Linked DNA regions of Homo sapiens: region 2 is linked to region 1. A link is an interaction called in ENCODE POLR2A ChIA-PET data of the cell type or tissue named here. Cell type or tissue: Panc1. All regions are shown on one strand.

Region 1 (8,000 bases):
AACATAGGTAAGAAAGTGAGAGGCAAGAATCCCACTAAGAAATAACAGAGCCTTCTTTATTTATCAAGACTACTAACTATGTTCCTAATAATGACCTGGAGTTAACATGACAGTTATAGTAGGAAAACACTAGACTTGCAGACAGAAGACTTGGGTCTTAAACCCAGGGTTCCATCACTACTTAGTGTGTGTGAGCTTGAGTGATTCCCATGATACTCTCAGGGCTCAATTTACTCCACCATGAAGAGGAGGCAAAGCTACCAGGTGAGACCTAACGTACCAGGAGTCAGTGACCTCCCATTAAGCAGCCTTCCAGAGCAAAGCGCCAAAGCCAGAACCAAAGTGGGAAGATGTGAATGCCTGATAACAACTAATAAAAAAGACCAACATTAAAGAATACTCTTTCTTCCCTACACCCTCACTCTGAGCCTCCCTGGATCCTGGCTTACCAGAAACAACAATTCCTAACAACTTTGGGTTCACAAGCCACTGGGAATAAAAAGCAAACTCATTAAGGGAGAAAGAAGAGGTACTGGAGGTGGAAAAAACAGTAGTCCTGAGCCAGAAAACAGATCAAATTTTATTGAGTATCCTCTGATTGAAAAGATACAGAAAAGTAAGAAGGTAGAAAGTATGTTCTACAAAAATTTCCATCAACAATAGTTAAATTTATAGGATTTCAGTCCTTGAAGTTTAAGATTCAGTTACCTGGAAAACTAATTTATGATCAGTTACCTGGAAAATTCCATCTTATTCTGGAAAATGACCAGATAAATGGTGTGTTACTGAACCTGCTACTTTAGTACAAATAAATGAATCAAGTTTAAAACAAAAGCCTACTTAATTTCTAGACAGCTTATTTTTACCTGAACCGCAAAGTATTCCTTATGAACTCTTTGTATATTTAAAATATGACTCTGTAACACTTTACATTGTTCAGATAAGCATCATAAATAGTAACCCAAAATCATTCCTTTTCTAAGAATAAACTCTCCCATGTATCACTTTATTGTCATTACCTAGGTGAGGCGACAAAAATAGATAATGGAATCAATAACCTACACTAATGTGGGAGAAAATAGTATGGCTGATAGCAAATAATGAATACATTGTATCACTTATTTTTGACTATCTGAGACATACTTAGGTAGTGGCACAAATTTAATTACTTACACACTATGTTCTAACCAAACTACATTCTCTACTGGGCTGGACTCGGAATATGGCTGGGAAAACTGGGGTCTCAGTGAAAAAGTCCAAAGGACATGGTAGCTAAATTCAATATGCAAAATTTAAGAAAATAAAAAATTTAAATTTTCAAATGCTTATTTTTCAAATGAAGATAATGTCTGTCATATTTCTTACTACTAAATAACCTAAGTCGAAATAAGCGTGAACATTTCAATACAAAACCAAGGGTAAATAAAGGACTTATGTTAAGCATTAGCATAGCGTACAGATAAAGATCAACCCCAAATATGCTCGATGTGATCAAGTAAAAACGTGAACTTATCAAAAGTTCCACACTGAAGATCAACTGCAAACCCTATGTAGTTTGAGGGTGGTATTCTGGTGTGACAATCAGGAACATGTCCAAAATTCAAAGCAGAGTTCATATTAGTCAAATCTTGTTAGACTCTTAAATGAATGATGATTTCTTCACTGGTATATGAAGCAGAGTTATAGTGACAGAATATTCTAATAGCTTAATTCCAAACACAAGCCACATCATTTCCAAATCAATGAAAATTCAACAGACGTTATCAACTATACGATAAAGACTTCTCACTGCAAATCAAATTTTAATGATATTTAGACTTGACCTATGGATACTTGTGGACAATGTTTTTATGCATAGGGAAATAAGTGATTAATTCTTTCAGAAAATATGTTATCACACAAATTGTTTCACAGATGAAATTCAAAGACTCACTAGTAACTTCTCCTGAGGTAAATGAATGCTGATATTCTGTGTTTGCATTTAGCTACCTTGGCCTACATTTTCCTTATTTATGTACATAAGCTAACTTCATATTCACAATAATTCTGAAATATTAATACATAATATATTTCACATGCCTATCTATGTGAAAGTATTTTTAATGTTATCACAAATAAACAACAGAAATGCTATTTACTCCTTCTGTTGTTCATTCTATCAATATATTTTTCTTTTACAAAGCATGAGTGAATTTTTAAGTTCTATCAACTCCTTACATTTTGAGAACCCATTATCAGTAGATGTTTTCTGTAGGTTATTGCACAGGTTAATAACATTACAAAAGACAAATTTTCCTTTAGTAATTTGGGAAGCCCTAAAATTTTAATAATCATTTAGCCACCATGAAACACATAAAATCCATAAACTTTCATTGAAAATGTTTATGCGGGGGGTGGGAGGAACATCTGTGAAGGATACCACAGATGATATTCTTGCATCAGAAATATCTAATTCCTACTCTCAGGCAAGTTGAAATGGGTCGTTTCTAAGGCTCTATGGTTTATTGTATCTTTATTTTAAAATGTGTGCAAATAAACTCACTGCTATTTTGAGCTAATATAATGGGTCCTTTTTATGTATGACTAGTGTGGATATAAATTGGTGCTAGGTTTAGGGACATAATTTGATTATACTTTTTGAGAGTCTTTAAAATTTCTTGTTCTTTGATCTAGTTACTACATTCTTAGAACTCTATTCTAAGGAATACTCTTAAATACAGACTTGTATCCACAAAGGTACTTATCACATAATAGTAAGAGTTCAGGCCTGTCCCTCTCTGCCACGTCCCCTAACCAGAGTCTGTCAGTGTTTTCTCGTACCCAGACTCAGGCTGGGATGTCGTCAGGAATACAATTTTGTCAGCAAGGATGCGGTGCCCATCTCAGTATTTCTCCTTGGGAGGCACGTGATGTGAGCATAGCCCACCCCTCGACCACCTGGTCACCAGCTCTCCCTCTGTAATTAATACATGTTTTGGGGGAGATATCTCAAGACTACATCAATATTCTGTTTCTCATCAAACATCCTCACACCAACGTTAGTGTCTATTAATAACTACCACTTGAACCAACCACCACCACAGTGGTTGCCAAATGGTGATTTTTTTCACTCCATTACTCCTTCCTTCCTCAGCCATTCTACCGTAAACAACAACAACAACAACAACAACAAACTTTGCTTCTCTCCCATTTATTTAATGTATATCCATCGCCATCATTTACTCTCTTGCTCAAATTGTCCAAAATTTGGCCAGTGAGAGTCCCTTCAAGCTGGGACCTGTAACTTGAAAGGCTCCCATCATTCTGAGTGTTTCCTTACTTTCTAGCACAGATAGTTTTCCAAGGTCATTTTGTACTTATCCTGGAATTAACTATTCCTTCAAGGAGCCTTGGTTCCCTTCCCTTTTAGTAGAGGATGGAATTTACAAACCAGAATCTAGGCAGTTGGCAAACTCACTGCTGATAAGTGATTGACTGCTCCTAGGCCTTCTGGGTGTGTATATGAGTGTGTCTCTATATTATCACCTATATATACATGTTTCCAAAACCATGTGTTTACATTAATACTTCCAATTCTAGTCTAACACCTCAAGGTTCTTTTTAATCTTTCCCCTTTCCACATTTATAAATCCCTTATCTGTTGATGATAAACCTAGTTCCCTTTACCCTCAATATATTTACTTATTTGTTCAATCCCCTGCATGTAAACAACTTACCACTCATGCTAGCTACCTCCCTGGCTCAGTCCCAGTGCCCCTTTAAACCCTGGCCTGATTGCTCCTTCTTCAGCCCCTGTAGCTGGTAATACCTCAAAAGCAAGGGGAGAGAAGGAGATCAGGAAGAGCCCATAAAAAGCCCAAATGGGGCTCATTTTCAGCCCCAAACCTACCTCTCTCTCTGAGTCTTCCACTTTTTCATAAATAGCACAATTCACCCCATTGCTCAGGGCAAAATGTAGGTTCACCTCTTTCCCTCATTCTGCAGATCTAATCCATTATCAAGTCCTGTGTATTACGCCTTCAAAATAAAACCCAAGCCCTGCCACTTCTCACCATTTTCAGGGTGATCCTACAATCCAAGCTGCCTTCATCACTTACAAAGATTGTTATGAGAATCTCCTACGTGATCTCTCTTGCAATCCTATGGTTGATTCTCCAGACAGCAAGGAGAGTAATCTTTTTGTAAATAAATGCAAACACGCTTACAGCCCAACCCTACTCAAAATCCTCCATGGCCTTCTCTTATGCCTAAAAGAAAATCAATAAAATCTAAGCACTTTCTCACACCTTAGGATCCTGGATCACTTCTGCTACCTTTCCAGGCTCACCTCCCACCACTCACCCCCTAGCTGACACCCAGCCTCACCTCCCACCACTCAACCCCCAGCTGACGATCATCCAACCTTACCTCCTACCATTCACCCCCTAGCTGGCTATGATCCAACCTCACCTCCTACCACTCACCCCCTAGCTGAATATCATCCAACATTACCTCCCACCACCCACCCCCTAGCTAACTGACACCCAGCCTCACCTCCCACCACTCACCCCCTAGCTGACTGTCATCCAACCTTACCTCCTACCATTCACCCCGTAGCTGGCTATGATCCAACCTTACCTCCTACCCTTCACCCCCTAGCTGGCTATGATCCAACCTCACCTCCCACCACTCAACCCCTAGCTGACTATCATCCAACATTACTTCCCACCACTCAACCCCTAGCTAACTGACACCCAGCCTCACCTCCCACCACTCACCCGCTAGCTATCATCCAACTTTACCTCCTACCATTCACCCCCTAGCTGGCCATGATCCAACCTTACCTCCTACCATTCACTCTCTAGCTGACTATCATCCAGCCTCACCTCCCACCACTCACCCCCTAGCTGACTATCATCCAACCTTACCTCCTAACATTCACCCTCTAGCTGGCTATGATCCAACCTCACCTACCACTACTCACCCCCTAGCTATCATCCAACCTTACCTCCTACCACTCACCCCCTAGTTGGCTATCATCCAGCCTCACCTCCCACCACTCACCTGCTAACCGGCTATCCCTCCAACCTCACCTCCCACCACTCACCCCCTAGCTGACTATCATCCAACCTCATCTCCTACCACTCACCCTCTAACTGGCTATGATCCAGCCTCAACTCCTACCACTCACCCACTAGCCAACTATCATCCAGGCACTCTGACCTTCTTGCTGGCCCTGAGACACTCCAGCCTCAGGGCCTCTTGACTTGCTGCTCCCTTCCCTAAACTGCCCTTCATGGCATCATATCAATCAGGTCTCTGCTTGAAAGTCACTTCCCCCAAAAGGCCTTCCATGACCACAGCACATGCCTTCATCTCCACGTTCACATCGCGCTTCGTGTTCTTCACAGTACTCAACACTCTGCAGCTCTATCAAGTGTCTTTCTTACTTGCTGTCTCTCTCCCACACTAGAATGTAATTTGTATATGGCATCTTATTTACCATAGCATTCCCATTGCTTACAACAATGCCTCAGACGTTGTGGACATTTGGAAAATATTTGCTATGCTGACACATTAAAAGAAATGTGTATATAAAACATTTTATAAAAGAGAAATATAATTATCAGAAGATATGTGCTCACTATAAATGCCAAAATAGCAGGGCTGGTGACCACTAGCACTATCAAGAGCAGACCAAACCAGAAATGCATCATTAATAATAGAACTTATATAATTATATCACACTGAAGCTGAAGGTAGATTTATAGCAAGTTAACTGACAACCTCCTGTCTGAACATTATAAAAGGTAAGCAGAGAGTGTCTCAAGGAAAAAGCCTTTCTCAGCTGCCCAAATGACAAATATCTTCATAATATAAAGCTAAATCTGGAAGATATATATAAGATTCAAAAATGCATACTCTAGTGGTTTGTATATGCATCAGGAATGAAAACCAACCAAATAAAAGACCATCCATGGCTCTTCGCAGCTGTGAAAAAAGAAAAAGAAACAGAACAGATACACAAATGAGACAGATTGATGGCATGAAGAAAAACTTGACAAAAATAAATGGGACTGCAGGAAACAATCATGATGGTGAAAAAGAGAAATGAAAGTAACCACTTCATCCAGCGTTCCCAAGCAAAGTGATGGAGAAAAAACATAACTAAAAATAGAATTCCACCAAACTATCTGCAATGAAAAAAATTCAGAGACACACTCACACATAAGATATATACTCAGATTACTTTATACATGGAAACTATATGTTATAGAAAGGGAGCTGACACAATTCCAATCTAAAACCAATGATTATTAAATGGAAGTTATAATATATCATAGACAAAGAACTGACTTCAAAAATTATCTCCAATATGTGAAAAATATTGCCAGATTACAATAAAATAGGTATCCTAATTAAAAAATCCATGGTAAATTATATGTAAAACTGGACAGTAAAAAGATATCCTATAAAGGTCACAGTGTGATTTTTTTTTTTCTTTTTTTGCGACGGAGTCTCGCTCTGTCTCCCAGGCTGGAGTTCAGTGATGCGATCTCGGCTCACAGCAACCTCCACCTCCTGGGTTCAAGCAATTCTCCTGCCTCAGCTCCTGAATAGCTGGGATTACCGGCATGCACCATCACACCCCGCTAATTTTGTATTTTTAGTAGAGACAGGGTTTCTGCATGTTGGTTAGGCTGGTCTCAAACTCCCGACCTCAGGTGATTCCACCTGCCTCAGCCTCCCAAAGTGCTAAGATTACAGGTGTGAGCCACGGCGCCTGGCCCACAATGTGAATTACCTGAGAGTAGAGCTATATTATCTCAATCTCTATTCCTATCCAAATTTTAAGTGCTTGGTAAAATGTGAATGATATTTAAGTAACAAAATTAAATAAGACAAATTATTACACTAAAATTGATATTTTTTTATTTCTCAAAGAAGAGGGAGTTAGAGAATTCCAGGAAGAAGAAATATTTTACAATGGAGACAGGAAATAATAGGGCATTTGGGAGAAGTCATTTGGAAAATCAACTCTAAATTTGGCTTGCAAGTTGATATCACCTGCCAAATTAATCCCTTCATTAGAAATGGGGCTCTAAGAGAAAAAAAAGACCTGACAGGAATTAACCCGACCTAATGCTAGAGTACAGGCCTTTGCAATCAGAAGGATGTTGTACACACAGCACCTACCAAAAACACTTTCCAGGTTGGTGGTGCTGGGAGATGCCGAGTTCAGTTCAGCCACCTTAACCAACCACACTCACAGACTACTTGGGGAGTAAATGTACTATGCCATCAACCTCCCAGACACAAGAAAAGGGAGACACTGAGTCAAACAACCCCAGGAGCAAGGAGGATTTTCCGTAGGTGCAAGTGAGAAAACTACCCCATCTGTGTCTGCTGATAAACAGGCAGAAAATGAGCTGACACTCCCCAAACCCAGTCCTGGTGACTTAAATTCATGGAGAGAGGCCCATCATCACGTACAGGCATACAGTCATCCCTTGGGATCCACGGGCATTGGTTCCAGGGCCCACCAAGAATACCCAAAACCTCAGATGCTCAAGTCCCAGATAGGAAATGGCATAGTATTTACAAATAACCCATGCACATCCTCCTGTACACTTCCAATCATCACTGGGTTACTTATAGTACCTAATACAGTGTAAATGCTACGTAAATAGTTATATTTTTTTACTTGTATTATTTCTATTGTTGTATTGGTTTTTTTCCACCTATTTCTGATCCACAATTGGTTGAATCTGTGCATGTGGAACCTGAGACATGGGGAGGTCAATTGTAATCCCACTCTCTTACAGCATGATCTTCATTTCTGCTGGGATTACAGATGTGACTCACTGCACCCAGTACATTCCCACAGTTTTTAAACCTTTTGTTAGATTGATGACCCTCCAATTTTTTTTCTAATCTGGACCTCTACAGAGTATAACTCCAGATTTGTACATCGAAATGCCTGTGCAACAGTTCCTTCTGGCTACCTAACAGACTTCTCA
Region 2 (8,000 bases), 120 kb before region 1:
CATCCTCTGGGGCTCTACAGGGCTGGCTCCTTCCCATCTTGCAGACATTAACCTGGGAGAACAGCCTCATATACACGGTGGAACGGTGTGGACTTAGGAGTCAAGTGGCTCCCACGCCGGCCAACTGCTGGCCTCTCTCTGCCTTAGTTCTCATCAGGAAAGCCACGATAATAACAGTACTAAACCGCTGGGCTGCCGTGAAGATTAAGTGAATTGTTATAAATAAAATCCTTAAAACAGTGCCTGGCACTCAAAAATCATTAATTATTATTATTATTAAGGATCACATTGAGAATACCACAGAAATGATGTTGAATGAATGAAGCTAGAAAAAGGATTTCATATTCAATGATGTCATTTGTGTGAAATTCTAGAGCAGGTCATCTAGCCTGCAGTAATAGAAATTAGACAAGCAGGAGGGCAGAGCTGCAGGAATGCATACCAACAGCAGGAGGGGCCCACGAACTCTCTTGATTGGGATGGCAATTTCTTCTGTGCACATATTTATTGAAATTCATCCATCTATGAACTTTGAAAATGCGCATTTTGTTATATACAAATTATAACTCTATAAGGTGTTTTTTAAAATGTCACCTCCACAGAGGACCTGTCCTTAGTCACTCAATTCAACCCCCTCCAGCTTAGGACTCTCTTCCCACCCATCCATGTCTTCTCAGCGTGGCAGCACGACCCTCACCCCAAAGTGTCCTGTGTATTACCTGCTTCATATCAGAACACACCCACTGAGGGGCACACGTGGGATGCCTCAATTCCCCTTTCTGTCCCTGGCAAGCAGAACAGTGGCTGGCACTAATTAAGTGCTCAGGAAATGTCCATGGATGCATGAAGGAAGAAAGAGAGGGAGGGGAAGAACAACTGCCATGGCACCCCCTTCCTTAACAGCAGCACTGAACATTAATACCAGAAAGGATTGCAGAAGTGATTAGAAAACCCTTTTCATCGACATGGCAAAATGGAGGCAAAGGGAGAATAAGTAATTTTCCCAAGGTCAGAATTACGGTGAAAGCAGGCCTGGAACCCGTATCTACTCGTCTGTTTTACTTATACCAAATATGGCTCGGTTCACACATATACTCTATAAACATTCACAAAATGCCTATAAAATATAAAATTTTAAAAGCACATTATTTTGAAAGCCTAGTTAACTATAAAAACATTATTACAACCAGATCTACTTCATTCGAGCATTAAGTTGTGACTTCCAATGCAAGCGCTAATTTAAACAAATCTTTCTTGAAGAAATTGAAATGAAATGGTAATAAGTTAATGGATGTTCAAGTATTTAAGCATGGACAATTATGAATCAGACTGTTTCTGAGTCACCTGGGATGCTGTTTACTGCCCATACTTCACAATCCAGATCATTACTGGCAAGTTGTCTATTGCAAAGCTGACTGAAGGTTTGAAACATTCATCTATAAACTTTGCATTTCCAGGAAAAAAACATTCAAGAATACTTGTGCTTGCACATTCCTGTCAGGTAGGCTACAGGATGCAATTTGAGCACAAGAACCTGCAATTAAGCACAAGAATGGCACTGTACAGAGTTAAGATTTTGTGTTCTAATCTGATAACTACCAACATAAATAACGTCGTGGAGGAAAGAGAAGTACAGCATGGCATCGATATTCACATTTCATATTTTGAGAAATAAATGGAAATAAAGAAAATATATCTAAACCAAAATAACACAGAACAATTTTATTATCAAATTAGACTGTATTTATATGACAAAGCTAAGCTCATCTTTGATATGCAAAGATAGCAAACTTTGGACTCAGTAAATCAGAAAAATAAATGTATGGGGTTTTCAACTTCTCAGATAAAACCTGTAATTACCTATTCAAATTCTGAATATAACTTATTTTCAATTCTCTCAATATACTGTTCGTCTTTCCAAGATATTTTTTCTGCCTCATCAACAGCGTTTTTCCTTGAGGTTTGTTCTCATTTTTTTTCCCCTTCTGCTGAAGATGTCTGTGGACATTACACGACTTTTCTTCACATTCATTCATCCAGCCATTCCAGCACTGTGTATCTCCTATGCATACCAAGAGGCCAAATGTAGGTAGAAAAACAAAAACATTTTAGGTGGTCAAAACCACCTAAAACTGGCCGGGCACGGTGGTCTGTAATCCCAGCACTTTGGGAGGCAGAGGCGGGTGGATTGCCTGAAGTCAGGAGTTCGAGACCAGCCTGGGCAACATGGTGAAACAAAGTCTCCAATAAAAATACAAAAAAAAATAGCCAGGCATAGTGGCGCACGCCTGTAATCCCAGGTGCTCTGGAGGCTGAAGCACGAAAATCATTTGAGCCCTGGAGTTGGAGGTTGCAGTGAGCTGAGATCATGCCACTTCAACTTCACTCCAGCATGGGAGACAGAGCAAGACTGTCTCCAACTTTCAAAACAGAAAAGAGCTTGATGTATTTGCTAAACTGCAAGAGACTCTGGCCCTGTAGCCCCAGAATGTGGGAAGGAATCTGGATTTTAATCTGTACACAGTGGGAAGTCTTTGGAAGACGTTATTTTTTGTTTTGGAAAAAAAAAGACAATTAAAATCGTGGTAAAATATAATTTAAAAAATAGAGAGAGGGTCTCACTTTACCATCCAGGCTAGACTGCTATAGCGTGATCACAGCTCACTGCAGCTTCAAGCTACTGGGCTCAAGCCATCCTCCTGCTTTGGCCTCCCAGAGCGCTGGGAGTACAGGTGTGAGCCACCATCCGTGGCCTAAGATTAATTATTTTAACCACTTTTAAGTATAGTTAGTGGCATTAAGTGCATTCACACTGTTGTGCGATCATCACCATCATCCATCTTCAGCACATCTTTCCATCTTGTGAAACTCTGTACCCATTAAACATAACTCCCCACTCCCTCCTTCCCCCAAGTCCCTGGCAACCAATGTTCTGCTTTCTGTCTCTATGAATTTGACTACTCTAATTATCTTGTGTGAGTGGAATCATAAGGTATTTAACCTTTTCCACCTATTTTTAATTAAACATAGTATCTGAGATAATTGTAGATTGTCTCTACTTTCAAAACATACCAGCCTCTGACACTTTTCAACCCCTCTATGCAAACCCAGGTTAATCCATGTCTTTTCAAGTTGAAAGCTGGTCTTCTAAATGATGAGAAAGACTAGAGCAATGTATGGAAAAAATAATCAAAAACATAAAAAATTATCAGCCAATAAAGTGGAAAGAATCAGGCTGATCCAGAAGTGAGCATGAGACTGAGTGTCAGGCAGACCCGGGTGTGAACCCTGGCTCTGTGTGTATTGGCTGGGGGCCCTGGGGTAAGTAATTTAACATCCATAATCTTCCATTCTGATAACTATACATAGAGCTAATTATACCTGCCTCAGAAGGCAATTGTGAGGATTAGAGAAGATATGTTTAAAGTAGGTACTCAATAAATAATAGCTCCTGTTAAGATTATTAATAGGATATTCAACTTATTTTTCAAGTTAGAAAACATTAGACTTACTGTTTCCCTTGAAAATGAAAAAAAAAATCATTTAATTATAAGCCTAAAGCCCACATTTTAAAGGCAGATAATGAGGTAATGTTTAAACATGGAGGTGGGGAGAGAAAATGAACTGCTTTCACCACATGACAAAGGTGCACGTATTAGGGAACCAAACTCACACAAGGAGGTTAAAAATAGGTGCAGAAAGGCTGGGTGTGGTGGCTCACGCCTATAATCCCAGCACTCTGGGAGGCCGAGGTGGGTGGATCACAAGGTCAGGAGTTCGAGACCAGCCTGGCCAGCATGGTGAAACCCCATCTCTACTAAAAAGACAAAAATCAGCTGGGCATAGTGGGGTGCGCCTGTAATCTCAGCTACTCAGGAGGCTGAGGTAGGAACATCGCTTGACCTCGGGAGGCAGAGGTTGCAGTGAGCCTAGATTGGGCCACTGCACTCCAGCCTGGGCAACAGAACAAGACTCCATCTCAAAAAATAAAAATAAAAAAAAAATAGGTGCAGAAACTTCACCTGCATTTCAATATGTGGGAAGCACCTTGAGTCAAATGCTCTAGTTTTTAAATGGCATCTCTGTGGGTATATAACAAATATGATGCCATCTGACTTGTGCTACCAATCCCGTGGGTGCGAGGAATGCAGAGATACCCTCCCATCTTCAGTCAAAAACTGTACTTTCTTAGACATGGAAAGCAATATATTGGGTTTTCGCATCTAGATTTTTTAATTTTTAAACAGGTAAACTTTTTATTAGTGCATAATAGATGTACATAGTTTCAGGGTACATGTGATCATTTAATATTCATATAATTTGTAAAGATCAAATCAGTGTACTTGGGATGTGAAAGCTATATGTCTTTGGACGATGTATAAATTTGTGGAGAAAAACACATATCCATACTGATTTATGTAATCTTGCACAGCAGGTACTTAATAGACTTGGGGTGATGATGAGGTGGAAAATACGAAACTAAAGGGCCTTGTAAAAGTGTAAATATCCATAATCAGCCTCATCTCATCTCTTTAAAAAATGGTATACTGCATTATTTTCCTGAGATTAGAGATTTACCAACAGCTTCATGCTTGTAAGCAGACCATTTGTTTGATATTACACCAAGTTAAAGCCCTTCTAGCATCTTTACTTTATTAGCTCACCAGGAATTAAACAGGCTTTAGCATGTATTTGCAAGTTTAAAAAATTTATGAAATTAAGTTCTTTCATTCTATACCCTGTCATACTCGTGAATAAGTGCTGTCTCATGCATATAGTGAGAACACAGGTTAACAGGTAGATTAATACAGACTTATTTGCTGCTAAGTTGAAAGAATTCTTCCACCATGAATTTTGCTGCCACTGACGTTAATTAAAAGCTCCAGTGCTTGAGAGGAAAGCCTAATTCAATCTAACTCCCCCCATCCCTGGTACCAATTCTCCCCCAACATTTATCCTAAGTTTGCCTGGTCATACTGTGGTCAGCACTGGAAACTTCTAGAATATTTATACAAGAATGTATCTTGCCTGCCACCCCCTGCCCCGCCGTTGTTGTTGTTTTTTGTTTTTTTTTTTTTTTTTTTGGAGACAGGGTCTTGCTCTGTCACCCAGGCTGGAGTACAGTGGCACCATCGTAGCTCACTGCAACCTCCAACTTCTGGCCTCAAGCTATCTTCCTACCTCAGCCTCCCAAGTAGCAAATAGCTAGAAATACAGGTTCGTGCCACCACACCCAGCTATTTTTTTTTAATTTTCAGTAGAGATAAGGTTTCAGTATGTTGCCCAGGCTGTTTTTAAACTCCAGATTGCTTTAAACTCAAGCAATCAGCATCCTAAAGTGCCGAGATTACAGGAACAAGCCACCGCAAATGGCCCTTACCTGCCTTTTTAAAGCCTAACAGTCTACTAAGAATGAAAAATTGATCCTTCATTTTTGTTTCATCGAAACTCGAGGCATCTTTTATTATTGGAATCAATATAAAGGTGGATACCTAAGTAACTTGTAATTAAATAAAGAAAAAAGGATAGCAATTATCCCATCTTCTAAGGTAACTGGTATTTTTACTAGAATTTTAAAATATGCTGCATGCATATATATATATATATATATATAAATTTTTGTTCCCAATAACCAAAATAGAAACATTTGTGAAATAAGCTTAAGTGGTGGCTCATGCCTGTAATCCCAGCACTTTGGGAGGCCGAGGCAGGTGGATCATTTGAGGTAAGGACTTCGAGACTAGCCTGGACACATGGTAAAACCTCACCTCTGCTAAAAACACAAAAATTAGCCGGGGATGGTGACACACACCTGCAGTCCCAGCTACTCAGGAGGCTGAGGCAGGAGAATCGCTTGAACCTGGGAGGGAAAGGTTGCAGTGAGCTGAGATCACGCCACTGTACCTCAGCCTGGGTGACAGAGGGACTCTGTCTCAAAATAATAATTATTAATTATAAGTATTATATAATTATTAATAGTAATAATAATAATTATTATTATTTAGGTTCCAGCCAGATCCTGGTCCAGAACTAGAAGACTGGAGACATGGGGCTTAGGGAAAGGATTCCACAGATGCTCAGGTGGGGGTGGGAGAGGAGAATCACCAGGTTTAGGGAAGGAATTCCACAGATGCTCAGGTAGGGGTGGGAGATGAGAATCATGAGGTTTAGGGAAGGGATTCCACAGATGCTCAGGTGGGGATGGGAGAAGAGAATCAGGAGGCTTAGGGAAGGGATTCCACAGATGCTCAGGTGGGGGTGGGAGAGGAGAATCACCAGGTTTAGGGAAGGGACTCCACAGATGCTCAGGTGGGGGTGGAGACAAGAATCACGAGGTTTACGGAAGGAATTCCACAGTTGCTCAGGTGGGAGTGGGAGAGGAGAATCACCAGGTTTAGGGGAAGGATTCCACAGATGCTCAGGTGGGGGTAGGAGACGAGAATCAACAGCTTTAGGGAAGGGATTCCACAGATGCTCAGGTGGGGGTGGGAGACGAGAATCACCAGGTTTAGGGAAAGGATTCCACAGATGCTCAGGTAGGGGTGGGAGATGAGAATCACGAGGTTTAGGGAAAGGATTCCACAGATGTTCAGGTAGATGAGAATCATGAGGTTTAGGGAAGGGATTCCACAGATGCTCAGGTAGGGGTGGGAGACAAGAATCATGAGCCTTCAGGAAGGGATTCCACAGATGCTCAGGTAGGGGTGGAGAGGAGAATCATGAGATTTAGCGAAAGGATTCCACAGATGCTCAGGTAGGGTTGGAGATGAGAATCACAAGGCTTCGGGAAGGGATTCCACAGATGCTCAGGTAGGGGAGAGAGCAGGTGGGTTCCCACAGTGACTTTCACAGTTAGATGTAAAATCTATTTGGCAAATGACCTCACACATATTCTTTTTGAAAAAGCACAACAATAGTATTTGCTCCTGATGAATTTTTATCTGAGTGCAACCACTGGATGGCATAAATATCTGACTTCTGGCCTAAGCTTATAGCATTTCATGATTCTTCTGGAAATGTTCAGCCTTGAAACCTTTATGTTTGGAATATTGTCTTTAAATTAGGTTGTAAAATGTCCAGTTATGAAATATATACCAAGTGTTCTTTTTAATCACTTAAAGCTCCAAGTGAAGAAAACCTGTCGGGCATTAGATAAATATCTTGAATGTGAGATAAGCATTATTTCAAGATGTTCTTGCCTAACTAATCACAAAGCAACTATTCTGCAATAGATGGGTGAACCACTAATTAGATGAAGAGAAATAAAACTGTCATGGTAGGATAAAAGGATAAAGAGAAATAAGCAGTAATTACTGTTTTATCGTCAGAGAAAGCAGTATCAAACATGGCTCAATAAAAGGAGGGGGAAAAAAAACCCCACAGCACTGTAAGTAAATACCAGCACTCATTAAATTAGTACTAGGAGGCAAACCCAACTCAGGGATGACAATGACATCTTAAAAAGTACACTCAGAAAAGAAAAAAATGGACTGCAAAGTTGGGTAAGGCTGCTTTAGTTTTAGGGCATGCAACATTCTGAAGAATAATATTAGACAGTTATTTGCTTAAACTGGTTAAAAATATTCAAGCCAGTCCTCAAATAGCTGTTTATTAAAAATTAGGATAGGACTCCTAGACTAGTTTGCTCTTTTTAAATCATCGGTAACCTTAATTGGTACACTTACTGTGTAGATGGTGCCAGCAAGTGACATTACAATTGTATTTGAAGCTTTAACGTTTGGAGCAACTTACATTCTGTTGCTTGGAATAATCTTGTGCCCTTCTCTAAACCAAGTCACTTGAGGTCTGGGGTAGCTGGTGATGGGCAGCAGGTTTAGAATCGCTGCACGTCCTTGAGAAACTGTTTTCCTCTGGTCCGTATCCATGAAACTTCCCATATCTGCAGAGAAAAAGAAGTGCTTTCAAGTTCTAGAAAACATTTTTGGGGGAGGGAAGGGGTCACAGATGGAAACAGGTAAGTGTTACAGTAAAGTCACTGA

What was found. Peaks named below come from ENCODE experiments on the same cell type or tissue, not always from the same donor. Only the 100,000 strongest peaks of a DNase experiment are listed, where the experiment ranks them.
Region 2: POLR2A ChIA-PET joins it to region 1 with 10 read pairs; 1 of 35 experiments calls an interaction of 5 or more read pairs at or near these places.

Annotation. Positions count from the first base shown.
Region 1 is chr7:3,524,721-3,532,720 of GRCh38, reverse strand. All of the region lies in intron 1 of SDK1 (sidekick cell adhesion molecule 1), which reads right to left. Among named protein-coding and RNA genes, the nearest start is that of SDK1-AS1, 180 kb to the right of the region's middle. In Panc1, no CTCF peak of the experiment used is centred here; no DNase peak of the experiment used is centred here; H3K27ac peaks cover 2,597 bases.
Region 2 is chr7:3,641,858-3,649,857 of GRCh38, reverse strand. It overlaps SDK1 (sidekick cell adhesion molecule 1), which reads right to left. Exons shown (of 45, transcript NM_152744.4): 4 at 7,753-7,900. Among named protein-coding and RNA genes, the nearest start is that of SDK1-AS1, 290 kb to the right of the region's middle. In Panc1, a CTCF peak has its summit at 449; no DNase peak of the experiment used is centred here; H3K27ac peaks cover 1,088 bases.